Linked DNA regions of Mus musculus: regions 2, 3, 4, 5, 6 and 7 are each linked to region 1. A link is a loop called in an ENCODE intact Hi-C map of the cell type or tissue named here. Cell type or tissue: gastrocnemius. All regions are shown on one strand. Region 1 overlaps Lmod1 (leiomodin 1 (smooth muscle)). Region 2 overlaps Rnpep (arginyl aminopeptidase (aminopeptidase B)). Region 3 has its middle 4.8 kb from the start of Gpr37l1. Region 4 overlaps Timm17a (translocase of inner mitochondrial membrane 17a). Region 5 overlaps Rnpep (arginyl aminopeptidase (aminopeptidase B)). Region 6 holds the start of Elf3 (E74-like factor 3). Region 7 overlaps Arl8a (ADP-ribosylation factor-like 8A).

Region 1 (4,000 bases):
GCATGATGTCGAAGTATGTGACGGAATACATTGCCCTTGAGTCAGCAATCTGGGACCCTATGACAAGTGGCTTTGTAGTATAGGATATAGTATAGGTTTGCCCCAGCCAGAGCTGCAGGGGGAGAAGGGCTATTTAACACAGCAAAGCACCGGAAATAAGAATTCTAAGAAGAAAGAGGAAGCATTCCAGTGCTGGGGGGCGGGGGGGGGGGAGGAGCTGCAGAGTCCCATCGAGGATAACACTCCATCTCCCTCAGATACTCTTAATTTCCAGTCCGCTGTGTGTGTCTGTGTGTCTCATTGAGGAGTAAACAGAGCCCAGAAAGGCCTGGGGAAGCCTAACTCGCTATGTTTGCCCCTTCCCATCACTTAGCAATCCTGAAAAACTACACACGCCAGAAAGAGAAAGAGAGTGGATGCAGGAGGGACACTTAAGAACTAGGGGACCCCAGTGATGTAACTGTGGCCTTGCTGGGATAGGAGGAGACCCCGAACAGCCTCGGGGGTGGTATAGGAATCTAGTTGAAGAGGAGGGGTGGCTTTATGTAATCAACCAATCAATCAATCAATCAATAGGCCTATACACTGTATGAGACCCTGGGCTTGCTTCTCAGCTGAAGCACGCACAACCCTAGACAAACATGGACCTGTTCAGGTGTGAGTGTTTGTCAGGGGTAGGGTTGGCAGAGCTCCAAGGGGTTTGGGTTCTGGGAGGGGAGAGGGCTAGAGCAAAAGACAATGTGGGAATACAGCGGGGCCAAGGGAAAGCTAAGGAAGAGGAGGACGCAGGGTGTTTGACTAGAAGGGAGGCACCTGGACAAAAAAAGTCTTTCTGGCTATGAGGGAAGGAGGGGAAGGAAAGGAAGAGGGGAGGAGGAGGGAGTTCCAGAAGGGGAGAAGGGTTTTTGGGCACTGACGGGCCTCCCAATGAGTGCAGCACCCTTGGTGCCTGACTCGCAGGTTGATTTCAGCTGGATAGCATCTGCTCTCAGGGGTGAAGGTTGTGCTCGGTCCTCCAGATGGCGACAAGAGAACTTGGTTTTCCAGAAAAGCTTGGTCTCTGAGTGGCCCGTGTCCAGATCCTACTCCTCAACAGTGGCCAAGTAAGCATGGAGTTCCCGGCTCGGCCCTGAGACCGGAGCCCTTTGATTGTCATAGGTCATACGTTGAGCTCCAGGGACAAAGTGAGATATAAAAGCCTAGCTAACTGCCCGTGTCCACGTGCCAGACAGACACTGGTCCTAGGCCCGCTCTAGGTCCCCCTCTCTGGCCAGGGAAAGTGGAGCGAAACGAGAGCAGGAGGAGGAACTTCTCGGTTTGGGGGCAGTAGACCTGCAATGGAACCTTGGAAAGAACAGAGGAGGTAGATGCTGAAGAGGATGCTGGGAAAGGCTGAGGTCAGGTGTTGCTTCTCCTGGATCTAGATGACCTGCTCTCCCTGGGGATGGGGGGGGGGGCGGGGGACGACGACGACGACTTGGCGTTGAGTCTAGATTCATTAACTTGAATGAATCATTTGCTTTCTTTGAACCTCTCCGCTCCGCCCCTCCCCCGCCCCCTATTAAAACGTAGGTGGTAGATGGGCATAGATCTTTTCTATTGCTAGTTCTGACCTTCCTTGGTTTTAGGAAGGAAAAATCCACTAGACGCGTGACTCCGGGCTCAGGAGCCAGAGGCGGACAGCAGAACTCGCGGAGCGGACAGAAACACTTCTGTGAATCCCGCGGGTCCTGAGCTCAAGCATCCGCTCCGCACCTCGGGTGGGTCTTGCAAGACAAGGACAGTCGCGTAGGGTGGGGCTGGAGTCCCTTCCCCCTCTCTGCTCTTCTTTGACCTCCCGCCGCCAGAGCCAGGCTGCTCTGAGGAGTAGAAGAGCCTGGGTTGCAGTTTTCCTCGAGGTGGCGCTGCGCTCCCACATCAAGTTTAAACGCACTTAGAAATGATTACGTCATCCCAGGCCTAATTGGCTCTGGGAAGCAGAGAGTTGGGAAGTGTGTGTGCTCCCAGCCCCCAGCCCAGTCTAAATCGTGTTTCCAGTTAAGTAAACAAACAAACAGACAAACAAACAAAAACATGCAAAGGTGAAAGGTTCTAAAGGAGACTTAAAGTCTGGAGACTGGCCCGGTGTGGTAGCACACACCTTTAATCCCCGCAGAGGCAAACAGATCTTCAAGAGTTCGAAGTTAGCCTGCTCTACATTAGGAGTTCTATGTTAGCCAGGACTACATAGAAAAGAGGAAATTATATATTTATATATGTAAAACTAGTTCCATTTGGCTTCCAATGTCATTGTGAAAAACTATCACTGGTCCGTTTTTTCAGCAGCAGAGAGGAGTTAAGACCTCAGCCCTACCTCTTATTCGTCATGTACCCACGTGCAGCTGATTAACTCTATCTGCAAAACATCGAGGCGATTGGCTTCCACATCACAGAGTTGGAAGATAAGCAGAAGCACCCTTAAGCATCTAGCTAGTGCCCTGCACCATCAGATGAAAGCTCATGGGCTTGACTCCAAAGCATACTCTTTGCGATCTGGGAACCAGCGCTGGTATCTCTCCTCCCCTGGGCCAGCCCATTACTTGAGCAGTAGATAGACGGGTTGGGAAGGAATGGGATCAGAGTGTACCCTGGGATATGAGTTAGCCCTCTCTGATTTGAGCCAGACCCTATAACAGCTACCCTACTTCCTTAGGGAGGTGGGACCCCACCCATATTCCAATGGCTTTGCTCTCTGCTAACTGAAGAAAAAGAAAAAAAGAAACAAAAAGAGAAACAAAAAGGCAGAGCACCTGTCTGTGACCCAGAACCAAGGTGGCAGTTTCATGGTGGCACAGTTACCGTCAGGGCAGTAAATCAGAAAGAAATCGTGCCGGGGATGGAAAACAGGGCCTCTGTGCTGGGCGTGGAACCTGACTCTGAGTTTCATCCCTAGTTGGGACAGTATTCCATGTACCCCCGGTGATGGCTGTGGTGGCTCTGCCTCCAGCAGGGGATGCTGGGGGTGGAGAGGTACCTCTGGCCCTAAGTCACACTGGGTGCAGGAGCTGTCCTTCCCTGAGTCACTCTGACTCACTCTGCCTTCCTTCGCCTGTAACTGCTGTGAAGAGCTGGCCCTGAGCCTACAGTAGGAAGAGTCACGGAATGATCATTCCTGAACGTGCCTAATATAGCCATCCCGGGGCCCTGTGTGACTCTCAGCCCCTGAGAACAGTTCTGGGCACAGATACGAGGCAGAGAGACTGGCTGAGGAACAGACCTGGAACACCAGGTCACAAGGTTGTCTCAAGAATTCAAGCTTCCCCCCAGACTGCCCTTTCTGTAGTGGTACACGGACTCTAGGGATGATGTCTACTGTCACCTTGAATGGCTTGCCAGGGACCCTGAGCTTTGGGAGGCCTTTTAGGGAACCTGGGACCATTGGGAACATTAGGACCATTAACATGAAAAAAGGTGAGGTATAGCCACTTGAAGCTAAAGGTTTGTATATATTATCAAAATCTTATGGAAAAACAGATATATAGCTATTTATACAGCAGCAGGTGATGTGAAGAAAATGTCTGCTTTGGCATCAACCCTTCAGGTCCAGCTGCTGTCTGTCTGTCTTTCTACTCCCATCTGGAGCCTACCCTCTCTCAGGCACTGTCCAACCATGCCTGCTGCCCAGGCATATCAGGTGGAGGGTTTGTAGTATCCTCTGCCCTCCTACTTTGCCTTTGGACTTTCATCCCCTCCAGCCTCTACCACTGTCCCATAGAGTGCCACTGGCCCAGCAACTTTGCCCAAGGGCTCCTCAGAGACCTGAATCCTGGCCCTGGGGACAGTGAGGCTGGGGTCCAAATGTGGTCCCTGGGAGACATCTTTTCTGCATCATAAGCCTTTGGCAGCATGCCTGCTACATGGGCTCTGGGCAGTGCCATCTTCTCTGTGACGTGCTTAAAGGACTCCTCTTGTCCGGACACTTCAGCTCCAGGTTTCAAAGCAATTTTTGAAGGGCCTCAGA
Region 2 (4,000 bases), 100 kb after region 1:
AAGAAAAGAGTTTAAAAACTTTTCGTTAAATGTAATAGGGTTTGAGCTGGTAACATAGCCCGTTAGGTAGAGTGAGTGCCTGATGAGCACAAGGCTGAGTACTCAGTACTGATGCTCAGAACTGAGGCCAGGGTGGGGTGGGGAGTACTTGCCTAGCATGCATGGGTCTCTGGGTTCTGGGGCAGACATTAAAGTGGGCATGATGGTGCATGCCTGTAATTCTCACATTCAGAAGGTAGAGGCAGAAGGATCAGAAGGTCGAGGCTAGTGAGGCCAGCCTGAGCTACAGGAGACCCTGTCTCAAAAGGAAAAAGAAATGCTGTGACACACACACACACACACACACACACACACACACGTCAGTGCATACCTTACCTCAGCAGATTTCAGTAAGGAAGACTATTAGAAACATCATCTCTGCCCTGGAGGTGCTGGCACATGGCTTTGATTCCAGCACTCAGGGGGCAGAAGACTGATCTCTGTGGATTCAAGGCTAGCCTGATCTACAGAGCAAGTTCCAGGACAGCCAGGGCTGATAGAGAAATCTTGTCTTGAGAAAACAAAACCAGCTGGGCAGTGGTGGCACATGCCTTTAATCCCAGCACTTTGAGGCAGAGGCAAGCGGATTTCTGTATTCAAGGCCAGCCTGGTCTACAGAGTGAGTTCCAGGACAGCCAGAGCTATACAGAGAAACCCTGTCTCCAAAAAAAAAAAAAAACAAAAAACAAAAAACAAAAAACAAAAAACAAAAAACAAAAAAAAAACAAACCAAAAAAGAAAAACATCACCTCTGGGTCTGAACATGGTAAAGATTTTCAGTGTGTGTTATCCTTTCCGTCCCAAATAGTTTGATCAGCGCTGTACTCTTACTCAAAGTGAACAGAGCAAGATTTTGTTTCTGAATCTCTTAATCAGCCATAAGAATCCTGTGGCAAACTGGGCATAGTGACTCACAGTTGTGAGTCCTTACTTAGCACTGGGGAACTAAAGCAGGAAGGTCACAAGTTTGGGCCATCCAGGGTCATATAGTAGGACCCTGTCTTAAAAAAAGGAAAGACAGGGCTGGAGAGATGGCTCAGTGGTTAAGAGCACTGACTGCTCTCCAGAGGTCCTGAGTTCAATTCCCAGCAACCACATGGTGGCTCACAACCATCTGTAATGGGGATCTGATGCCCTCTTCTGGTGTGTCTGAAGATAGTGACAGTGTACTCATATAAATAAAATAAATAAATCTTAAAAAATAAAAAAGGAAAGACCACATCCTGTAGGGCATGGTGCCTGAACTGACTTCAAGGCTAGCCTGGACTACATAGTGAGTTTAGCTTAGCAGAGCTTTAAAGTACTAGAATCCCATAGCACACTTTTATTTTCCCATTGGGCAGAAGAAAAAACTGAGGCCAAGTGAGGCTCAGAGTCAGAACATGTAGTGAGTGGCAGAGTCGAAGTGTGTGTCTGTATGCACTCACCACAGTGTTTGTGTTTAAGTCAGAGACCAGCTTTCTGGAATGGCTTCCTTCCTTTTATACTAACCTTGGTGATTGATTGGAGGCACTAGGGCTTGGTGCCAGGTTCCTTTACCTACTGAGCCACGCCACTGGCTCCCAAGGTACTATCTTTAAAGCTAGGGGGAAATGTAAGGGACAGTTAAATTTTTTTTTTTTCTTCTTTTGAGACAAGGTTTCCTATGTAGCCCCGGATGGCCTGGAGTCACTGTGTAGACTGACCAACCTTAAACTCACAGGGATCCACCTGCCTCTGCTCCCCCCTGACAATAGATGAGTCAAGACCTGTGCCACCACGCCCAGGCTAGGTGTTTGGCATTTTTGAAGGTGACAGTTTCTTTTGCACACAGGATCATCTGAGGAAAACTATTTTAAGTTTCATAGAGACCAAGTTGTTACCTAAAAATAAAAACACATTCATTATGGTTGACAAGGAAGGGTTTCCCTAGTCCTTGTGGGACAGAGACCCACAGTCAGGTTCACCAAACCCCCGAGAGCTAGGGAGGGGTTGAGTCATGTTCTGTGTCACTCTGGGAGGTAATGCCGTTGAGCCTCAGACCACAAGAGGACAGCACAGCGCCTCTGTCAGGGGAAATGTAGACTTGGTGAACTTGGGGTTTGTGGTTTGTTTCTGGCCAGGAGCTGCTTACACTTGCTTGGAGGCTGCCACAGGGAGGGCTCTGCTGCGTCAGCACATGAATGTCTCCGGAGAGGAAAACCCACTCAACAAGCTCCGGGTGAAGATTGAACCAGGTCCAGAAGGCTCCTCTGTCTTCCTGTCTCCCTGACCCTCACCCCAGTAAATTACTCTTGGAGCCCCAAGTTAGTCTGAGCCACATGTTAGAATGCTTCCTTTGAGTGGTGGGCCACTATAGTGTTCTGGCCATCCCCTGCTCTGTAAGCCAACTGAACACAACCATTTCGGCCACTAAGTTCTTAATGACTTGGCTGTGGCTTTTGTATAGCTGCTCTTCTGTCCCCCTGTTCCTCTTTATCGCTGCCCAGGAACGAGGCTGGTAAATCATGCTAGCTTCATGTTACAGAACCAGGCAGATCCAGTGACTTGTCAGCTCTGGGCTTCCTGCTTTCTAGCATTTTTCTTTAGTTTCACGTGTGACTAACCTAAAACCCTTTTGGGCAACTGAAGCATGTGTTCTCTGGTGCCACTGACTGTAAAATGAACTTCTAGTACATTGGTGATTAGTTTAAGTCTAGGACAGTTGTAAAAACATCGGGGAGGTTGACTGTGTAGACGGTGACCAACCGGACTCAAAAGTCTGAGCGTGGTCCGCCTTAAGAGGTAGTTAAGGCCCTGCCCAAGGAAATGTGCTAGCCCCTTTGAACCACTGGTCTTCCTGACCCTGTCTTAGATCCATAGATACTGACCCTCTGCTATCACCTTTGACGTGCCATGGGAAGGACTATCGGTGGCCTAGAAACCTTCGCTGTACTGGGAAAGGTGTAGTCGGGTCAATTCCAACAGTCAGTCTGTAATCTGAAGGCAGAGGGGGTGTGTATAAACACTCAGTCCTGTCTACTCTCTCCCCTGTCAGGTGTGGACCCCGATGACACCTACAATGAGACCCCCTACGAGAAAGGTTACTGCTTTGTCTCATACCTGGCCCACCTGGTGGGTGATCAGGATCAGTTTGACAAGTTTCTCAAGGTACAGTCAACTCTCCATGTGGGGAGAAGGACAAGGAACAGGTAAAGCAGCTGGGCCAGAGTGCTAGGGTAGGGGTAGGGGGCCCAACCACAAGAGGTAAGGGGTCAGAGAGGGACTGAGAGATGAGGGGGGGAGGGGGGTCTGTTCCCCAGGGCGGCCAGAGACAACAACAACCGTGTCCCTCCTCACAGGCCTATGTAGATGAGTTTAAATTCCAAAGTATCTTGGCTGAAGACTTTCTGGAATTCTACCTGGAGTATTTCCCTGAGTTGAAGAAGAAGGGAGTAGATTCCATTCCAGGTAAGCAGAGAAACTGGGCTGTTGGCTTCCAAGAACTCGGAGAATGAGCAAGATGAGATAGGAAGACATGGCGTCATAGGTTCCTGGTGAATCGCCATTTGGAGAGACAGCTCAGGACCCCAGGCCCTGTTCCACAGAATAATAACTGGTGGCTGGGTGGAGTTCCATGGTCCAGCATATGCCTAGTGTATACAAGGCCCTGGACTCAATCCCCAGAGAGAGAGGGACGGGGAGAGAGGACAGAAAGAGAGAGAAGACAGACTTCAATTTCCTGAATTGGCAGTGTAGTTCAGTTGGTAGAATGTTACTTGTCATATATGAGGACCTGGGTTTGACCCTCTGCACCAAAACATAAAAGCAAATGAAAAATCTCTTTTTTAAGGTGAACTTAAGTGTGTTGGAGTCTGAGGCAGCCGATAGCCATAACTTTAAGACCAGCCTGGGTTTTATGTTGAGTTCAAGTCAAAACAAACAAAATAAAAAAACTTTGGCACGACTATAACCCCAGCTTGGGGGAGGTGGGGATAAGAGG
Region 3 (4,000 bases), 200 kb after region 1:
AACAAAAACAAACTCCACCCCAAAATAGAAACAACCATCCCAAATTTACCCTATTTTGAATTTATTTATTTAGTTATTTAGTTATTTAGTTATTTAGTTATTTAGTTAGTTAGTTAGTTAGTTAGTTAGTTAGTTAGTTAGTTAGTTTTTTGAGACAGGGTTTCTCTGTATAGCCCTGGCTGTCCTGGAACTCACTCTGTAGACCAGGCCAGCCTCGAACTCAGAAATCCACTTGCCTCTGCCTCCCGAGTGCTGGGATTAAAGGCGTGCGCCACCATGCCCGGCTTGATTTTGTTTTTTAATTAATTAATTTATTTATTTTTGGCAAGCTAGGGATGGAAGCCAGGACATTGTTCATTCCAGGCTAATTACTTTCCCTCTAAGCCATAACCCAGCGCCGAACCTTTTCATTTATATATAAAAGGCCACACAGTGACCACATCTTACTGTCACAGCATCTTGTGAGACTTCAGAGCCAGGCACCTCTACTTCTCGCCAACGATTAAGTGAAGGGTGAGGCGGTCCCATGGGCTTTCGGGTCCCTGTCCTTTCCCTCCATGCCTTTCACCACCCTTTAGGCTGTTTTGCAGATTCAGCTTTTTAGTGGCCGTATCCTTCACAATAAGGTGAACCCCAATTCTCATGTTCCCTCTTTTTATTTTGAAAACTTATTTATTATTTTTTTAATTATTTGTGTGTCTATATGTGAATTTGTGCTTGTGCATCTGGGTGCAGAGCCCTTAAAGGCCAGAAAAGGGTGCTAGAGCCCCTGGAGCTGGAGTTACAGATTGTCATTAGTCACCGGAAGTAGGTACAGGGAACTAAACATTGATCTGTTCAGGTCCTCTGAACAGAAAACAAGCATCCTTAACCACTGAGCCATCTCTCCAACCTCCCTCTTTATGTTAGTCCCTAGATGTACTTTGGCTGCCTGGAAATTTGCTACACAGTCCAGGCTGCTTCAGACTTGCGCTGATCCTCCTGGTTCTGGCGCGCACTCTCACACACAGCTCAAAGGTGAATTTCACCAGGGCTTCCTCTGCGCCTCACCCTGGCTCTGATCAGCCAGGGCAAAGCCCAACACACAGTAGGTGCTCAACAAATGTTTGTAAAATGAACTACATATGCAACTTTTAGCTCTTTATTTTTTAGTTTATTTGGCTTCTCGAAACAGGATGTCCCTGTTAGAATCTGTCATACTCGATTTTAGCTGTCTCCCGCCTTTCTGCTTTGATTTCTGGCCCTGTTAAAGAAAAATCATAGCTAGCACTCTCTCTCACAAGGGAAGATGTGAATTTTCTCTTGCTAGTGGCTAGTGAGTCATATGGGCTGGAGAGATGGCTCAGAGGTTAAGAGCACTGGCTGCTCCTCTAGAGGACCTGGGTTCAATTCCCAGTACCCACATGGCAGCTCATTCTATAACTTCAGTTCCAAGGGATCTGTGGCACATGGTGCACATGCACACACACATACACACACACACACACACATACATTATGTATGTAGGTGTATATGCACACATATATGCATGCAGGTGAAAACTCATACACATAAAATAAATAAATCTTTTTTTTTTAAGTGAGTCCACATTACCCCCAGTATTCACACCGATTTGATCTTCCCACTTCTCAGGAGCCTGTTGCTGCCCCATGCTATGGGTGAGGAGCCGAAGCAGGGTTAAGCACTTGAGCTACTGAGCAGCTGCGAGTCGTGTACAAGGTGGCATTTGCTCAGTGAAATATGGGCTTGTATTATTTTCTTTGGTGAGGAGTCCTCACCTACTTCATTGCCAGGGAGAGCCCCGGTCTCTGTTTCCCTCTCTCCCTCCCACCTACATAGCATGTTGCATGTAGTCTCTCCCTCCCACCTACATAGCATGTTGCATGTAGTCTCTCCCTCCCACCTACATAGCATGTTGCATGTAGTCTTTAGCTACCAGTGGGGGAAACTCCCAGGTGGAAGCTCGGGGAATTCCTGGGATCATGGAGAGTCAAGGGGAGATTACGCAGGAGCTAAGGTAAGCCAAGTAAGAGGGCTGGCGTAGATCATCTCTGAGCTCTTTGCTGTTACAGCTCTGCACCTTCAGTGCCTTTCTGGGGTTCTCCAAGCAAGTGCTCCTCCGGCCTGGTCCGGAAGCTTCCAGAAGCAGCCGAGGGTGGAGAGCACTTTGCAGGTAGGTGGCCCCTCTGGAGGTGTTGGGTAGCCGTGAGCACACAGTACCACCACCATCTGTGTTTGGATCAGATCTGCAGGCAGCTCACAAGAACTGTGGGCTGGACTTGGGTACTGTGGGCTAGCTAAGGCCGGGGACAGGAGAGGACCAAGGCTTGAGAGCTGTCTTAGTCTCCAACTCTGATTATTTGGTTCCACCTAGTGGCCTCTGGCATTTCAGCTGTCTTACTGGAAATCAGCAAGGAGATTGCATGTCCTTTTAGGCATTTGAAGAAGTGTGTGTGTGTGTGTGTGTGTGTGTGTGTGTGTGTGCATTCATGAATGTGTGCGCCTGTGTACACAAACTCAGAGGGAGACATGGGGTGTCATGCTCCATCACTCTGCCTTATTCCTTTGAGATAAGGACTGTCAGTAAACCAGAGGCTAGCCTGGCTCCAGAGAGCTACAGACATCTTTCTATCTCTGCCCCGTGGCACTGGAGTTATGGGTATATGGAGCCACATTTTTAAAAAAAAGATTTATTTATTATTTTTATGTAAGTCACTGTATCTGTCTTCAGACACACCAGGAAGGGGGGGGGTGTCAGATGTCATTACAGATGGTTGTGAACCACCATGTGGTTGCTGGGATTTGAACTCAGGAACTTCGAAAGAGCAGTCAGTGCTCTTAACCAGAGCCATTTCTCCAGCCCCCAATTAAAAAAAAATATTTCTTTACTTTGTGTGTGTGAATACTTGCACGCATGTATGTCATTCCTCAGCCATTATGTGGGTTCTGGGAATTGAACCCAAGTCCTTTGCAAGACAAGTGCCATCGATTGGAACTCATTTTTTAAAAAAAATGTATTTATTTATTATGTATACAGCGTCCTGTCTGCATGTACACCTACAGGCCAGAAGAGGGCATCAGATCCCATCACAGATGGTTGTGAGCCACCATGTGGTTGCTGGGACTTGAACTCATGACCTCCGGAAAAGCAGTCAGAGCAGTCAGTGCTCTTAACCACTGCGGCATCTCACCAGCCCCTGGAACTCACATTCTTAGCTCTCTTACCCACTGAGTCGTCTTCCAGCTCAAACTACACGGAGTGTCTAGCATATGCAAGCACAATGTGAAGCAGGATGGGCTAGAATATAGAATGAATGAAAAATATGTGTGAATATGAAAGAAAAGCAGAGGCCTAACTCTGGCTTCCATCAGCCCTGTGCTAAGATCTAGCCCAGCGGTTCTCAACTTCCTAGTGCCAAGACCCTTTAATATAGTTCCTCACTGTGGTGGCCCCCCCTCCCCCAGCCATAAAATTATCCCATCGCTACTTTTTTTTTTTTTTTTTTGGTTTCTCGAGACAGGGTTTCTCTGTATAGCCCTGGCTGTCCTGGACCTCACTTTGTAGACCAGGCTGGCCTCGAACTCAGAAATCCACCTGCCTCTGCCTCCGGAGTGCCGGGATTAAAGGCATGCGCCACCATGCCCGGCCCATCGCTACTTTGTAACAAATTTTGCTGCGGTTATGAATCATGGTGTGATCACCTGTGTTTGCCAATGGTCATAGGTAACCTCTGTGAAACGATCGTTCAACCCCAAAGGGGCCGTGACCCACAGGTTGAGAACCACCGATCTGGGTTCCAGCACCTGCCTGTGAAGCAAGCTAGGATCGCACAGTATAGATGTGGCTGCCCGAGTCTGTTGCCGTGGGACTTGGCCTCGCAGGTCTTCCGTTTCCACGTCTGAGAAGTAAAAGGGCTGGCGTAGATCATCTCTGAGCTCTTTGCTGTTACAGCCCTGCAAGCTACAAAGGAGCAGGGGAGGGGTTTAGGGTTGTGAGTCA
Region 4 (4,000 bases), 57 kb after region 1:
GAGCTTTGGAACCTCCTCCCTATGGCAGGTGCTGTCGACTTTGTGCGGGGACAATAATGATCCCTTCTGCCTGCTGAGGCGACCTTGAACACGTCCCTAAGCCTCGCTCTGCTCAGTTTCTGCCTCGACGAAGGGAATGTAGATCTCCGAGTGCCATACCCGAGGCCTTATGCCTATGAGGACTAAGTGTCCCCACGATGAAGCATTTCAAATGAGTAGACCACAAATTTCACCCAACATCCAAGGGGGCTGGATGAGCTCCTTGTAGGCTGAAGCGGCCTTTCCTATGTGGAATTCCCGAAGAAAAAAGATATATCAGTATGTGGAAAATAGGAAGAGATGAGCTGCGTGTGTTCTCTGAAAAGCCATGAATAGACATAAATTCATTAAGTGTTTATTAAGTAAGGGCTGTATGCTTGGCTCAAGGTGTAAACAAGAGTAAATCAGGCATAGCTGTTTGCAGTAAATTAATGTAATAGCTGTCGAGTCTCAACAGTTGTTTGAATAAAGCCTCAGGTGTCACAAGCTAATAGATCTTGGTATTCTGGGTTTTTGTTTGTAATGAGCGTCAGGGTATTATCCTCAAATAGTGTGTCTGCCCAGGATTTTAAATTATTATTTGGTGGCACTCCCAAAAGTATGCTTCAGCCTTCTGTCCTCAGAGGAGGTTATCTCCATGTGTTGGGGTTGGATATGCAGGGTTTAGCTGGACTGTATAAATTGGTACTAGATGCCGTATAATGACACAGATTAGCAGGAGGGGTAATTTTGATACATTTGAGTTTTCCCCAGGTCAGGTGGCACAGGCCTCATGAGGTAGAAGCAGGAGAGCCAGCAAGTTTAAGGACAGCCTGGGCTCCATAGCAAGTTCTAGGGCAGCTGGGGTTAGACCTTGTGTCAGACATATTTTCATCAGAGTGCACTGTGCATGCTGGTAATCTCAGCACTTAGGTTCTAGGCTAGCCCAGGATACATAGCAAGGCCATGTCTTGATGTTTGATAAGTTACTGGACATTCCTTTTTTTTCTTGGTGTGTTCTGAGGCCAGCGCTGTCTGAAACAGTAGATGGTTTAATCATTGTCATAATACTTCTTTGTTGCTTTCTCGGAGTGCTTTAGGATCTATAAATAGAGTGGACAGAGTTTGCGGGGGGTTGGAGTACCAACTTTTGTGCTTAAGTTGGCTGTTCTAGTTATTTATTCCATCTGGGGCAGGCTACTTAACTTCTGTGTGAGCCTTCGTTCATTTGTAAAATACAGAGGAGATAGTCCCAGTCTTTTTATCAAGTTAGAAGATTATGAATTCTAAAGGGAAATTAGTCATTATTTAGATTCTAGTGAGCAATAATGGCAAGTTTAAAAGCATACTGTTGCCGGGCGGTGGTGGCGCACGCCTTTAATCCCAGCACTTGGGAGGCAGAGGCAGGCGGATTTCTGAGTTCAAGGCCAGCCTGGTCTACAGAGTGAGTTCCAGGACAACAGGACTACACAGAGAAACCCTGTCTCAAAAAAAAAAAAAAAAAAAAAACCCAAAATAAATAAATAAATAAAATATACTACTGTTATAGTGATGGACCAGGTGCTGGCTTACTATAGCGCTTGTCTTTTATAGGGAGGGACCATAGTTTGGGGGTTAAGATAGAGTTTTACCATGTAGCCTAGGCTGGTCTCTGTCTCTTTCTCCCAAGTACATATCTCTTGAGACTGTGTGACACACTGAGAAATTTCTTCTACTTCTAATGGACATACTACTTACAAACGACTTCTTGTTGTTGTTGCTAACTTTAGACTTCGTTGTAAAATTGTTTATAAGCCCAAGTAAACCTCTCTGTGCTTGCCCAGGCAGCATGTGTGTGGGAACCAGGATCAAGGAGTGGGTGAGGAGGCGGAGTCACTAACCTGGCCAAACAGATTCCAAAGGCCAGCATTGAGGTGCAGAGCTACTGTATTGCACAGCAGCCAGGGTTTTTATACAGCCTTTGGACTGATGGAGAGTTGACAGGAGCTCTGGAGTAGCCAACCATTCCATTGTCACTGGGGCGGTGCCAGGCTGACAGAGCCTGGGGGGACGTCTGTGAAGACAGGAAGCAGCCAGTGCCCTGTTTCGGGCCCATTCCCACTCATTTGCTAGGGTCTTCTGTTTTGTGTCACATGCTGTGCCAGTGGACGCTTGTACTCCAGAGCGGTGAAGCCTCCCTCACTTCCTCCACCCCATTGATAGACGACAGCATCTATACACAAGAACACTATAGAAACAACAGTTTTAATGTTTGTTTCACAGAATTCCTTTAGGTTAGAAACATGGTGGATGATGTGTGCCAGCAGTGCACTAGACTCCCAGCTTCTTATTTGGAAGGAGATGGTGGTAGAGAATTACAACTCTGCTGAGAGTTGCTTGAAACAGAATTTACCCTGTACTGTGGGGGTAGGGCGTGGGGTGATCGTGTGTGTGTGTGTGTGTGTGTGTGTGTGTGTAGGCTTTGTGTGATAACAAAAGAGAAGCTTACATAAATCCTTACAGAAACACAGTTGACTTAACAAGGCTGGAGATGCTGTGTGTCAGGTCCTGGAGTCTTATTAGCCGGATCCTAGAGGAGTGAGTGGTTTTACTCGCATGGATTACTCAGGTTTCAGTATTGTCTATTTTAGGGGGCTGCATTTGGATGGTGGGTTTACAAGTTTAACTTCTAATTGTCAAATATTCAAGTGTGGTTTTTTTGTTTTTTGTTTTTTGTTTTTGTTTTTTTTTTTTTTTTTTTTTTTTTTTTTTTTGGTTTTTTGAGACAGGGTTTCTCTGTGTAGCCCTGGCTGTCCTGGAACTCACTCTGTACACCAGGCTGGCCTCGAACTCAGAAATCCGCCTGCCTTTGCCTCCCAAGTGCTGGGATTAAAGGCGTGCACCACCACACCCGGCTTATTCAAGTGTGTTAAATGGATCTAATGCAAAACTTAAGCTTAAAATGCTATTTTGAACTTCCTTTTTTTTCTTCTCGAGACAGGGTTTCTCTGTGTAGCCCTGGCTGTCCTGGAACTCACTTTGTAGACCAGGCTGGCCTTGAACTCAGAAATCCACCTGCCTCTTCCTCCCAAGTGCTGGGATTAAAGGCGTGCACCACCACGTCTGGCTGACATTAGACTTTTAAAAGATCATCCACTGATTTCTAGAAGCTGAATCAATATTGTTGATTACAGTTCCTTCTGCTTTATTTCTGTTTATTTGCTTTTTATAGTGCTCATCTTGGAACAGACTTAAGATAGGTTACTGTGAGTGACTGAAGTGCTGGGTGTGGCGGTGTGGACTGTAGTGCCAACACACAGGGGGATGAGGCAGCAATAGGAGGCAGGTGGTGGCAAGACATGGCCCACACCATGCTGCCATTCTTTTAAAGAAGGACACAACTGTTAAAGCCTCTGGCTTTGGAGGCTTGAATGGCTGTGGATGAGTGCAGTACCCTTACCCCTGTTTTACAAGCTAAGTTTATTGGTCACAGTGGGCTCCACATTGGAACCTGTTGCATCCTTTTATATATTAAACAAAAAAAAAAGTTGTGGTTTATGAATAAGAACTAAGGTCATCTTTTCTTCCTTCCTGTGTTTAGCCCCTGGCGAATTGTAGATGACTGTGGCGGTGCGTTTACCATGGGCACCATAGGTGGTGGCATCTTCCAGGCCTTCAAAGGTTTTCGAAATTCTCCAGTGGTGAGTGAGTGATTGGTCTCATTTTATATTCACTGGAAGCCAGGGTTGGTTGATATTATTGATGATCACATCAGTGGATTAGAAATAGATTACACTTGCAGTCTAATATACATACATACATATATATATATATTATTATTACTACTACTACTATTATTGTGGGGGGGCTGTTTTGCTATGCAATACTTGGTGTGTGGTATCCATGGATCAAATCCCTGGAACTGGAGTTACAGTTGTGAGCTGCCATGTGAGTGCCGGGAATTGAACCTGGGTCCTTTGGGAGAGTAAGTAGTAAATGTTCT
Region 5 (4,000 bases), 88 kb after region 1:
CAGTGGGAGCTAGAAATTAAACAGGATTGGAAAATTAAACCCTCCCTAAATTTGCATACTCTAAAGTTGTCAAAGTTAACAACAGAATCTATTTTGAGTTTGTAATCCTCCTGCCTCAGCTTCCTGGGTGCTGGGACTCCTGGCAGTGTGCCATCATGCCTGGCCCGTATCAGGTGCCTAGGTTTAGACGTTCACCGGATGTTGTCAAACATTTAGACAAGTGCCTTGCACATCTTAGGAAACCCTGCTCATTATCCTTCCACTATCTTTTGTTTGTTTGTTTGAGACAGGGTTTCTCTGTATAGCCCTGGCTGTCCTGGAACTCACTTTGTAGACCAGGCTGGCCTCGAGCTCAGAAATTCGCCTGCCTCTGCCTCCCAAGAGCTGGGATTAAAGACGTGCGCCACCACCGCCCGGCTCTTCCACTATCTTTAAGTTATAGAGCAGAATCAATTATTGTCCTTCAAAACATCATGGCTGAGGCCTCTCTCTGCTTTCCAAAGGGTTGCCCTTTGGACTACGGAGGTCTTCACTGAGGACATTGGCATGCATTCTTTTCCCGATTTTGCAACCATTCTGATGAGCGCGCTCCCTCAAGCACTGCAGCGCCTTCTCCCAGAATTCACATGGGCGGTAGTGCCCAGGTTTCCTCGTTTCCCCGTTCTGTTTCCTTCACATCATTTAAGAACAAACGAAGCAAAAACAAACAAAACACCGTAAACAAAGATGGCGGAGGGATAATGTACAGGGTTTCCTAAGATGTACAAGGCACTTGTCTAAATACTTGACAAAATTTGGTGAACTTTCTCTCTCTATAAACGCCCGATACCAGCTAGGCATGGTGGCACATTGCCCGAAGTCCCAGTACTCAGGAAGCTGAGGCAGGAGGACTACAAATTCAAAATAACAACCAAAGACAGATTAACGGCATAACTGGGCACAGCTCCTCACGCATCTTCCACGATTTCCATTTCCCTATTAGCATCTGGTCGGTCAGCGCTGGCACACACCAGCTGTCAGGCTAACAAGGCTCCACAGGCTTTAGCGGCATCTTAGTTTTTTTACCTACTTCCTTTCCTGATTCATGAGCCCAGGCAAAGCAGCATATTGTAGCTAGCTGTGTAACTGCCCATCTTTGAGTTTGTCAGGCTTTCCTTGTTTTTTTTTTTTGTTTTGTTTTGTTTGTTTGTTTTTTATAACTTTGACAGTTTGGAGGAGTGCTGGTCAGGTATGTTATAGAATGCTCTTCTACTGGAAATTTTCAGATGTTTTCCCAATGACTACATGATTAGACTGGAATTGTACATTGTAGAGGGGAAATTCACTTGGATCACACTGAATTGAGTCAGTGTATTAGCAACATGTCATCTGTATGTTGAGGTTGACCTCGGTCACTCCTCTACATTAGTATTCTTCAGCTTTTTCTACTGTGCCACCTCCTGCCTTCCACACTACATTGTATTTATTGGAAGACTAATTACATTTACTATACTTGAGCAAAAGCAGGCAAAAGAAAAACTCAATATCTAATGTGACTTTCTTATGTATCTCTAGTGTCTTACTGTTGCAGGAACTATTAAAATAGAGCCACATGGCCGCACTACTGCAGGCAACTCTGCCCTGGCGTGTCCTGCCGGGCTACTCTCTGCCCTCCAACTCTCTGGCGGGGCAGAGCTCCCAAGTTCCCTTTGATGCCATGCCAAGCCCCATGCACCCGCCCACTCTGTCTCTAGCTAGTGCGCCACGGAGACCAATCGCTGTGTTCCCAGCTCTGGTTTGCTTGTCTCTGGCTCTGCTAGTTCCTTCTCAGCCATAAACTCCTGTAATCTGGAGGGGGGGGGGGGTCCCACATACCAGTAACCAAGTAAATCAAAACTCTTGAAGCTTATAATTAGCCAATCGGATTTATGTATCAACAAATTCTCAATTCATAAGATGCTAATACAATAATTTCAGAATCAATTGATAATGATAAAAGCTGCCCACCGGGCTGGAGAGATGGCTTAGCGGTTAGGAGAACTGACTGCTCTTCCGAAGGTTCTGAGTTTGAATCCCAGCAACCACATGGTGGCTCACAACCATTTGTAATGAGATCTGACACCCTTTTCTGTTGTGTCTGAAGTCAGCTACAGTGTACTTACATATAATAATAACTAAATAAATCTTTTTAAAAGCTGCCCACCTAGATTAGACAAACTATCCCAATTATTCTAACCTTTATAATATCATCGTAACTACCTGTGGCTATTTAAAGCCATGCTGGTTCAGGTTTTCCTGTTTGTCTGCCTCCATCTTGGCTTTTTTTTTCCTCTCCTGAGAGGCTTTCTGTTTCTGCAACTCCTAGCTCTGCCTCCCTTTTCTCTGTCCAATAACAGGCCTCCTGCTACATTAATATTTTAACGTAATTGGACAGGGAAAATCCTGTCACATCTTCTGCCTACTCCTAGAGGCTATGCAGTTGGTAGAACCTTCATCCAGGCCTGCCTTTCCTCTCTCACCTGCTAGAGAAAGGCTTCTCTCTTTCCTTCTAACATCTGACTCTTGCTTGCCCTTAAAGGTCTGACCAGACACTTTGTTCTTTTTAATATTTTATTTATATGAGTACACTATAACTGTCTTCAGGCACACCAGAAGAGGGCATCGGATCCCATTACAGATGGTTGTGAGTCACCATGTGGTTGCTGGGAATTGAACTCAGGACCTCTGGAAGATCAGGCAGTGCTCTTAACCTCTGAGACATCTCTCCAGCCCTGATCAGACACTTTTATTTCACCTATGAATCCTTCTTGGAATAGTGTAACCCATTCTTCAATTTTAAATGGATACATATTCATACAAACACACATGAACAGTTTTAGCTACGTTGTGTATGTTTTCCTTTTGCTACAGGCAGAAGTAAGGCTGGTCTCTTTTCGTGATAGAGCCTTGATTGTCTCAGTGATATACTTCAATACCAGTCATAACCCTGAGCACTCAGAAAGGAGATCTAGAGTAACTAAGAAAACTACAGTTGTGTCTTGGAAACAACTGGTGGTTGAAAGCCAGCTTATGACTAATATCCTTGCACTGTAGATAGGTTCTGGTATATCAGAAACTGAGATACACCAAGACATCTCACCACACCTGTACGAAGGCAAGGTCTCTGTCCTCCTTCTTCTGGGCTTTTCTAAAGAATCACTGGAAGAAATACCTTAAAAGGGAGATCCAGTCTACCCAGCTATGGGAGAGAATAAGAGTCAACTTACAACCTGCAAGAAAGAGCTAATCACCTCATAAGTATTCATTACAAAATCACATCAAATCTGGGCATGGCATGTGCTACATTAAGATCCTTTCAAAACAAATAAACAAGCAAATATCTAACTCTGGTTAGATGAGAAACGGCTACAGCCAGAAGGACACAGAATCTCAGTACGAGGTTCTGATTTGATTCCTGAGATACCCATGCGATACAGTGGGAATGCTGTGTCTGTCCTGTGAGGCGGGCATGAGACCATAGCCTGTTCCAGAGTAGATTAAACACACACTAGGACAGGACAGTCAGGGACAGAGTGATCCTCAGAAAGGTCTTAATGATTATGATATGTCATGAAAATGTCCCGTGTCAGCCAGCTCCTTTCTCTGTTCATGATCTGCCTGCTCTGAAATGCCTCTCTGTTCTCTCTTAGGTTTGCTGGTTGGCTCCTGAGCAGACAGCAGGAAAGAAGAAACCCTTTGTCTATACCCAGGGTCAGGCGGTCTTAAACCGAGCCTTTTTCCCTTGCTTTGACACTCCAGCAGTGAAATGCACGTATTCGGCTCTTATTGAGGTGAGGTGACCTAACTTGGTATGCTTGCCCTTGAGATTATGAATGGGAGATGGCTCCGCAGTTGAGAGCACTTCTGCTCTTCCAGAGCACCCACATCAGGCGACTTACAACTGTCTATGACTCTTTGTGCATGGGGTCTAGCACCTCACGGGCACCTTCACTTATATGCACATACCTACATGCGCATCCAC
Region 6 (4,000 bases), 110 kb after region 1:
CCTACCCAGAGCCCTTGGTTTTCCAGCAGCCCTGACCTAGAGGAAAGGAGCCTGTCGTTCTGAAGATGAAGAGTGGAGCCTATGGGGGTGGGCAGATTGTGTCCTGGGACAATGGGGTACCTAGAAGAGAAAGGAATCTCCTTTCGTTTGAGGTCTACCTGGGGGTCGTGTGTCTGTAAATGGGGTGGAGAGAGGAGAAGACACAGATCTTATAACGTAGATGCAGGAAATGCTGACAGTTCAGTGTAGAGAACTTACTCAATTCATATAGCCTCCGAAGCTATCTCCTCAGGCAACGCAAAACAAACCAGTTGGAGCCGCAAGACATCTAATGGCTTATCGAGTCCCACACCCTCGATTCTTTGCTAATTTTATGGTTTTGCTTTTGAGACAATCTACTGTAGCCTAAGATAGCCCCAAACTCAAATGTAGCTGAGACTGACTGACCCTGAGCGCTGGAATTCCAGACACATGCATATCTTTTGCTAGGCAATAATCGCTCTACCAGCTGTACTCCCACATTCCAGGGTAAGTGACTGGAATTCTCACTTACTATATCCCTTTAAAAATTCCCTGAGTGGGATGGTTGTAGCCAGAGGGAAAAGGCACCAACAACTGCTTGTCACTTTCCAAATTTGGTAGCCTGAACAAACCACTTATCAAGACAACAACTATATATCATTTCTTTTCTTCTCTCTCTCTCTCTCTCTCTCTCTCTCTCTCACTCTCTCTCTCTCTCTCTCTTTTGAAAGAGTCTCACTACTATGTAGCCCTTGATAACCTAGAACTCACTATGTAGTCCAGGCTTGGCCTTCAGCTCGCAGAGGTCCACTTGCCTTGGGAGTTGAGAGATTAAAGGGATGCATCTCCACATGTGTCCAACAGTGCTTTTTAAAAATATTTTTAAAACCATGCTTACAGCCAGGCATAGTGGGCGTGCCTTTAATCCCAGTACTGGGGAGGCAGAGGTAGGTAGAGTTCTGAGTTGGAGGCTAGCCACATAGTAAGTCCCAGGATAGCTAGAACTATGTAAAGACCATGTCTCAAAAAAGATGCAAACATGTGTGTGTGTATATGTGTGTGTGTGTGTGTATATCTTGTTTGTTTAGTGTGTATGTGTGTGTACACTTGCACATAAAGGTCAGAGTACCACATTACAGGAGTCAGTTTTCTCCTTTTATCATGTATGGATGGAACACGGGTCCATCCATAGCATCCTTAGCAGCAGGTATCCTTATCCACTGAGCTATCTCAGCAGCCCCACATTGCTTATTGGATGTTTTTGGATGAGGATAGTTATATTAAAAAGGTTTCTGGTGTTGGTCTGGGTAGTTACCCTTTAACCCATCTCTAGAGCCTGTCTCTTGAGTTTGAGGCCAGCCTGGTATATGTAGCTAGACAAAGTTTCAAAAATGAACAGAATCCTGGGACTAGAACCCATTTGTAGAATGCTTGCATAAGAAGCTCTGGGTTCAATTTCCTGCATCTCCAGAGGGATTTTGTTCTGTAGTTTTAGTTTTTCAAGACAGAGTTTCTCTGTGTAGCCCTGGCTGTCCTGGAACTCACTCTGTAGACAAGGCTGGCCTCGAACTCAGAAATCCTTCTACCTCTACTTCAGGAGTGCTGGGATTAAAGATGTGCGCTGCCCTCCTCCACCCCAATTTGTTTTTGTTTTTTAAGGGCCCCGGTAAACAGTAAATTAACATGTGCATCCTGTTTGTCTTTGTAATGACTCAAATGTTGGGCTTCTGACCACTAGAGGGCAGCAGGCAGATACTAATGGAGTGGGCGGAGAGAAGGGTAATCAGGAGCAGACCAGACTCGCGGATAAACCAAACAGCACCGCCAGCCGACCCTAGGCGAGGAGAGCGCCACAGGCACCAAGGGAAGACTTGAAGTAGTGTCTGATCTCTACCGCTTCAGCAACCATCGCGTTTGGGTGGGCTCCAGACAGGCAAAGTGCCAGCAAATGGTCTCTGTAGCTGACTAGACAGACTATCAGACCCAAACCACCACTGGACCGTGAATGTTGCCCAGTGTGTTGCCTAGCCGCTTTCAGAATCCCAGCTTCTGGGTGTTGTGGAGGAAACCCCTTAGCCTCGGTAACTTTCACCAGGCCCTTCTTGTCTCTAGACCTCTAGACAGTTGGAAGCATCAGTCTTGACCCAGCCACCGGTTCAGATTCCTTGCCTTGCTTTCTCCTCCCCAGTTCAGCCCTGGCCAGGCCCCCAGGAAGAATTTCCAGGGCCAGAGGGCAGCCTAAGGCACAGATGCCCACCCCTGCAATGTTCCCGCCACCTGCCCAGTTCAGTACCCAGGGCCCAACCCCAGAGGGTGCGGAATGACAGATTCTGACAATCATTAAACCAGCCAGGCCTGATTTCCCAGCACCGCCTGCTAGGATCTGGGCCAAGTGGCACGGAATATGCAAATCACCTGGGACAGGGAGCCCAGTCTGAAGGCCAGGAAATCCCCAGCATCCAATGAGCCACCAGCTCAGGTTACAACCGGGGACGTACGCCGAAGACCTGGAGGGGAGGAGCTCCTGCTTTGCTCTATTTAGAGCGGGTGGGGGCAGCGCCCTGGCCACACTCATCACTGCTACCTGCGGAGCCTTCGACCGCTTAGATTTCTTCCCTTCCTGTGGCCTCAGAAGCCTGCTCACCCGCCTGCCACACCGAACCCTGACACACCTCGGTACGGTCACATTCCCTAACTCTGGCTTCAGGAACCGTCCAGTGGATTTACAGTTCTGAACTTAATCACTCAGGCTTGGAGGTTCCTAGCTGGAGTGTTGGGGCTACTGTGGGTGTATTCTGGGACTGGTCAGAGACCAGATCGGTGTCTTGGAGGGACAGGGTGGCTTCTTTGGTTCAGGAGCCCACGTGATTTGTGGAGAGAGCCCCAGAAGAATTTGTATCATGGTCCCACCCGCTTTGAGATTATTTTTATTTTTCGGAGCCGAATTTCCCAGTTTGGCGCCAGCTGGCCTGACCCTTCTAGGCTCAAGAGAGCATCCAACCTCAGCTTCCCCAAGTAGCTGGCTCTTGGTGGTGATGGTGGTGGTGGTGGTGGTGGTGGTGGTGGTGGTGGTGGTGTGTGTGTGTTTGTGTGTGTGTGGTGGAGGGGGGGGGTGTTGAAGAGAGAATGTCTACAGCAACACTGAACTTCCTGCCTCTCGGCTGTTGCTGCCCAGGCTTTGCCAGACAGAAATGGAAGTGTACCCTGACCTGTACCCTCCCCACCTTGTCTCCTCTTCCCAGGGGCCCTCATGGCTGCCACCTGTGAGATCAGCAACGTTTTTAGTAACTACTTCAACGCCATGTACAGCTCAGAAGACCCCACCCTGGCTCCTGCTCCTCCGACTACCTTTGGCACTGAAGACTTGGTGTTGACCCTGAACAACCAACAGATGACACTGGAAGGTCCAGGTGAGTGCTGTGTAAAATCTTTACAGACAGGACACCAATGATCTGAGAGGCTCTTAGATGATAAATGGACAGGGAGGAAGGGTATCCTGGAGTTAGTGGCTGGGGAGGATTTATTCATTCATATGTTTGTGTAGTACTGGGGAAAGAACCCAAACAAGACCTTATTTATGCTAGACTGTGTTCCTAGTCCCGAGAAGACTGTAGTGGCTGAGGTGGTGGGAATATAAGAACTGTGGTGACAGATTAAGGGAGGATGAACTTGAGAACTAGCCATGTTGTGATTGTGGATATGTATCTGTCCCTCTCCGCCCCTCCTCGGGTTGTGTAGGACCTCAGACAAGATCCCAAAGGGACAGGACTGATCCTCTGGCTGTACTCCACCTTGCAGAGAAGGCAAGCTGGACTAGCGAGCGGCCCCAGTTCTGGTCGAAGACCCAGGTTCTGGAGTGGATCAGCTACCAAGTGGAGAAGAACAAGTATGACGCCAGCTCCATCGACTTCTCCCGCTGCGACATGGACGGAGCCACCCTCTGCAGCTGTGCGCTGGAGGAGCTGCGGCTAGTCTTTGG
Region 7 (4,000 bases), 210 kb after region 1:
AGAGTTCTGTTCTGGCTCCACTCTGGCTATATGGGAACAAGCAGGTGTAGACTGAGAGGGGGCCATGAGCTTAAGTGTTTATGATGGAGAGCAATTCAGTTTGAATGCCACATGAAAGGCCCAGGTCTGGGCAGCTCCTCTAACAGACCTGCTTAGTGCCACTTGGCAGCTGTCAGCGTACAGGAGTGAGAAGCAGACAACAAGCAGGGCCCAGAAACACGTGTGGGCTGCTGTCCCAGTGTGAGCACACGTGATAGGCCACTGTGTTTCCAGAGAGCGTGAGTATGTGTTCCCTGTAGGTGTGGCACCCTGTGGTCATCCCTGTGTATGATGTGTAGTGGTGCTCATGCCCCTGTGGGTCCGCTGGTCGGTGATATCTGTGGGAAACAACCAGCACCATACACACCCCCCAACACAAAATTGGTAATTTATTGTTGTCATTATTAGGAGGCAAAAAAAAAAATGTACAGTTACAAGGATCGTTTTCCAAACAGAGGTTAAATATGAGCTGAAAACTGTAAAAAGGAAGAGGAACATCACTTTACAAATTATTAAATTAAACAAACAAACAAACAAACAAACAAAACCAAAGAACCAACCCTCCCATGCTGAGTTCTCTCCTTGTACAACTCTGTGAAATGAGAACAGAAAATGAGATGGGCCGTGGAGGTGGGGACCCTGGGTAGGGGCAGGACCTGGGGCCAGGAACAGTGACAGTGGGGGTTGCTGGGACGACATGGACCCTGGTCCTCCCTCTTAGACCTGGTTGTACCTGGTGGCCCTATCAAGGCTGGGGACAGAAAAGGAGGCTCCTGCTGGCCTTCAAATTCAGGTCCTCCACTGGGAGACAGAGATACTTTACAGGACATGGGGACAACCACTGCCCTATGTGGCAGTCTCCCCTCTTCTGCATATGAACTTGCCCCACATCGACCCTGCATCTCTCTCTGCCTTTCCAGTTTGCCCCTCCCAGGTCCCGATTGGCCCCTGCAGCATCAAATGGTTGATCTTAGTCTTTGCTTAAATTAAAAAATTAAAATATATATACATATATATACTGTACACACAGGACAATAACAGAGTGTTGAAAGGGGAAGAGGAGGGTGGGGCAGAGAGTGAGGAGAGGGCTTGCGGGGCCAGGGCTGTTGACAGGGAGGGGAGTGGGGTAGCTGAAGGGAAAAAGAGAGCAAGGGAGAGAGGTTAGGGGACCAGACTTGGGGAGAGGGCAATTATTTTACAATAAAAACAGGAGTTGAAACCTCAGCAGAATAGGGCTCTAGGAGCCCCAGAGGGCCCTCCCCACACTGGGTGAGGAGGAGTGGGCTTAGGGAGAGACAACAGGGTGGGCGGGGAGCTCGGCTTCAGGTTAGGTGACTGTGGTCCCTAGTCAGAAGAAGAGCCACAGTCTCAGCTTCTCCGTGACTTTGAGTGTTGAATAAGCCACTGTAGGGTGATGTCTGAGGGGAGACAAGAGAGAAAGTTGTAAGGCCTCCCTGTGTGAGAAGGGCCTGGGAGGTATGAACAGTTAAGCCAGGTTCCTGCAATGGCAGCCTGGATCAAGCTTAGAGCTGTGACCCCACCCCCCCCCACCCCCCACCCCCAGCTCCACCCCCCCCCACCCCCACCCCCCGCACCAAAAGCTCCAAGCTAGTGATATAAAAGACACAAAGCCACAGCTAGCAAAGAAGGGACTGGAATACCTGCTCTAACCAATCTCAGAAGTGGAAGAGGGGGCAGGGCTAGGGTAACACCCAGAACTGGGGCCTCCTAGCTGCCTGCTGCACCCAAGGACAAAGTGGCTCGGTATGGACTTCCCAGATACCGCATCAGAAGTATCTTTCCCTTCAGCCCAGCCACTCCTGGCAGAGTGCCAGCAACTTCCCCAAGCCACGCACCTATGTTGTCCTTCTCTTTGCAGGATATGGAGTAGCAGCAGATCTCTCGGTCCTGGATAGCAGACAGGTTCCTGCGGGAAGACCAGAGAGGAGTCAGCGGATGCTGGAGCAGTTAAGGGACCAGGGAAGGGCAGGGTGTTTTTCTCAGTAAAAGGTCTACAAGAGGAGGGCGAGGCTTCTGGGAAAGATACGTTCTGCTGCCACCATGTGGTAAACACCAAGAACAGCAACAAGCCCAGCCCAGAAGCCTTCGGCAGCTGGGGAATTTGGGGGAGCTGAAGCACACAAAGAAAGGCCACTCAGCTCACATTTTCTCGATTAGCTCCTTCTCATCTAGCGCTCCGGCGAGGTCTCGCTTGTTACCAAGGACTAAGACCTATACAGGAAGCAAGCCGGGGAGAGTTAGAGCAAGGATACCTGGGTACCTCGGCTGTACGGCGCTCCCCCCCTCCCCCGCCCCCGCCCCGTGATTTCTGATCAGCTCCCTCTCCCACCCGCTCCATCTCCAGCTGACCGGGATGCCTTGTAGCTGTGGCTTGTCTAGCAGGTTGTGGAGCTCATTCTTGGAGGCCTCGATCTTCTCCTGATCCGCAGCATCCACCATATACCTGGGGAAGGCAGTGAGGGATACCGTGGGTTGAGGCACACAGGAAGAGGAGCTGCTGAGGGGAAGAAGGCCTCCAGTTCCAGCCTGGTCGCCTCTGGAGAAATGGACTACCCTGGTCTGACTCAGAGAACACTTTCCCAAACATAGGTGTGAAGCACTGCAGGCTCAGTCCTCTGTGGAACTGGAGCCTGTAGGATTAGCTGTGAGTCGGGCCCAAAGTGACCCATTTACATTTTCATGGAAAGCCTAGATAGGACCAGAGTAGAAAAGGAAAGGCCTCCCTACCAAGGGACAGGGTACAATGCTATTTTCTTTTTCTTTCTTTCTTTCCTTCCTTCCTTTTTTCTTTTCTTTTCTTTTTTTTTTTTTTGAGACAGGGTTTTTTTTCTCTGTGTAGCCCTGGCTGTCCTGGAACTATGTAGATCAGGCTAGCCACCAACTCAAGAGATCAGCCTACCTCTGCCACCTGCGTGCTGGGATTAAAGGCATGTGCCAGCTACCACCACCTGGCTACAATGCTTGTATAAAAACTCAGGTTTAAGCTGATCAGGAGGCAGAGACAGGTAGATCTCTTGTGAGTTCAAGGCCAGCCTGGTCTACAGAGCGAGTTCCAAGACAGCCAAGACCACACAGAAGAACCCTGTCTGAAAAACAAAACAAAACAAAATATACCAAAAAAAAAAAAAAGTTTAAACTGGGAATGGTATGCATGCATTTAATCCTAGCACGTGAGAGGGGGAAGTCTATGAGTTAGAGGGCAGCATGGTCTTTCTATATAGTGAGATCCAGGCCAGACGGGTCTACATAGTTAGATCCTGTCTCAAAAAACAAAAAGACAAAACACTGTTTATTCTATTAAGAAAACTAAACTGGGCATACTTTTTTTTATTTGTGTGTGTATGTGAGGTGGGGGGAGGGGGGCTGGAGTTGAATCCAGAGTGTGTGTGAGACTGGAGTTGAACCCAGAGCCTTATATATGCTAGAGCTTTCAGACCAAGTTACATCCCTTGTCTGGATAAAATTAACAGGCAAAGGAAGGAGTCACTTAAACTACCCAAAATTCAAGACATGGTGATTTGGATTGGGAGAGACACTGTAGGCTGGCTGATCAGATCTGTATATATATTACAATTTTCTTTTTTAAAAAAATATAAATTCTTTTTTAAAAATATATATATATTCAAATAAACAGTATGCAAAATAATAAAAGCAGGCCACGTCCAGGCAGCAGGCATTAACAGGGACCATGTGTGTGGTTCTGCATCAGGCCTGATGGCTTGCAGGCGGGAGGGTGGGGAGACCCTACTTACACAATGGCGCTCACTCCTCTGCAGTAGCGTTCCCACATGCTTCGGAAACGGGGCTGCCCCCCAATGTCCCAGAGCTGAGAGAGAAGAGGATAGGGAGAAGGTGGCCTCAGGAGCAGGCAGACAACTGAAAGCCATTGGGTTCTTAGCTTCCCTTCTGCAGTCTCCCCCCACCCTAAGGTCACAGCTCC

Evidence for each region. Hi-C counts contacts between places; a loop is a spot of excess contacts. Peaks named below come from ENCODE experiments on the same cell type or tissue, not always from the same donor. Only the 100,000 strongest peaks of a DNase experiment are listed, where the experiment ranks them.
Region 2: it touches region 1 in a loop (4-fold over the local background); 24 of 42 quality-filtered maps call a loop at or near these places.
Region 3: it touches region 1 in a loop (10-fold over the local background); 35 of 42 quality-filtered maps call a loop at or near these places.
Region 4: it touches region 1 in a loop (2.9-fold over the local background); 13 of 42 quality-filtered maps call a loop at or near these places.
Region 5: it touches region 1 in a loop (3-fold over the local background); 13 of 42 quality-filtered maps call a loop at or near these places.
Region 6: it touches region 1 in a loop (6-fold over the local background); 21 of 42 quality-filtered maps call a loop at or near these places.
Region 7: a loop joins it to region 1, with 4 times the contacts of the local background. A loop is called at or near these places in 18 of 42 quality-filtered maps.

Annotation. Positions count from the first base shown.
Region 1 is chr1:135,366,296-135,370,295 of GRCm38, reverse strand. Lmod1 (leiomodin 1 (smooth muscle)) reads right to left here. Exons shown (of 3, transcript NM_053106.2): 3 at 2,231-4,000. Among named protein-coding and RNA genes, the nearest start is that of Shisa4, 6.8 kb to the left of the region's middle. In gastrocnemius, CTCF peaks have their summits at 1,014 (motif pointing right) and 1,885 (motif pointing right); DNase peaks (open chromatin) are centred at 706, 1,122, 1,873 and 3,873; H3K4me3 peaks cover 1,236 bases; H3K27ac peaks cover 3,646 bases.
Region 2 is chr1:135,266,338-135,270,337 of GRCm38, reverse strand. Rnpep (arginyl aminopeptidase (aminopeptidase B)) reads left to right here. Exons shown (of 11, transcript NM_145417.3): 6 at 2,142-2,255; 7 at 3,056-3,168; 8 at 3,360-3,468. Among named protein-coding and RNA genes, the nearest start is that of Elf3, 9.9 kb to the right of the region's middle. In gastrocnemius, a CTCF peak has its summit at 2,086 (motif pointing right); no DNase peak of the experiment used is centred here.
Region 3 is chr1:135,170,493-135,174,492 of GRCm38, reverse strand. No RefSeq gene overlaps it. Among named protein-coding and RNA genes, the nearest start is that of Gpr37l1, 4.8 kb to the right of the region's middle. In gastrocnemius, CTCF peaks have their summits at 2,366 (motif pointing left) and 3,077 (motif pointing right); a DNase peak (open chromatin) is centred at 2,352.
Region 4 is chr1:135,309,469-135,313,468 of GRCm38, reverse strand. It overlaps Timm17a (translocase of inner mitochondrial membrane 17a), which reads left to right. Exons shown (of 6, transcript NM_011590.2): 2 at 3,599-3,698. Among named protein-coding and RNA genes, the nearest start is that of Timm17a, 2.3 kb to the left of the region's middle. In gastrocnemius, no CTCF peak of the experiment used is centred here; a DNase peak (open chromatin) is centred at 2,018; H3K4me3 peaks cover 2,105 bases; H3K27ac peaks cover 1,996 bases.
Region 5 is chr1:135,278,576-135,282,575 of GRCm38, reverse strand. Rnpep (arginyl aminopeptidase (aminopeptidase B)) reads left to right here. Exons shown (of 11, transcript NM_145417.3): 2 at 3,669-3,809. Among named protein-coding and RNA genes, the nearest start is that of Rnpep, 3.5 kb to the left of the region's middle. In gastrocnemius, no CTCF peak of the experiment used is centred here; DNase peaks (open chromatin) are centred at 146, 893 and 1,692; H3K4me3 peaks cover 1,573 bases; H3K27ac peaks cover 1,273 bases.
Region 6 is chr1:135,257,046-135,261,045 of GRCm38, reverse strand. Elf3 (E74-like factor 3) reads left to right here and starts at 2,574. Exons shown (of 9, transcript NM_007921.3): 1 at 2,574-2,697; 2 at 3,264-3,431; 3 at 3,820-4,000. The coding sequence starts at 3,272. In gastrocnemius, a CTCF peak has its summit at 1,745 (motif pointing right); DNase peaks (open chromatin) are centred at 1,859 and 2,407; H3K4me3 peaks cover 1,132 bases; H3K27ac peaks cover 1,163 bases.
Region 7 is chr1:135,152,679-135,156,678 of GRCm38, reverse strand. It overlaps Arl8a (ADP-ribosylation factor-like 8A), which reads right to left. Exons shown (of 7, transcript NM_026823.2): 3 at 3,813-3,886; 4 at 2,410-2,503; 5 at 2,204-2,271; 6 at 1,896-1,966; 7 at 411-1,457. The coding sequence ends at 1,408. Among named protein-coding and RNA genes, the nearest start is that of Arl8a, 7.8 kb to the right of the region's middle. In gastrocnemius, a CTCF peak has its summit at 2,110 (motif pointing left); a DNase peak (open chromatin) is centred at 2,006; H3K4me3 peaks cover 1,116 bases; H3K27ac peaks cover 1,516 bases.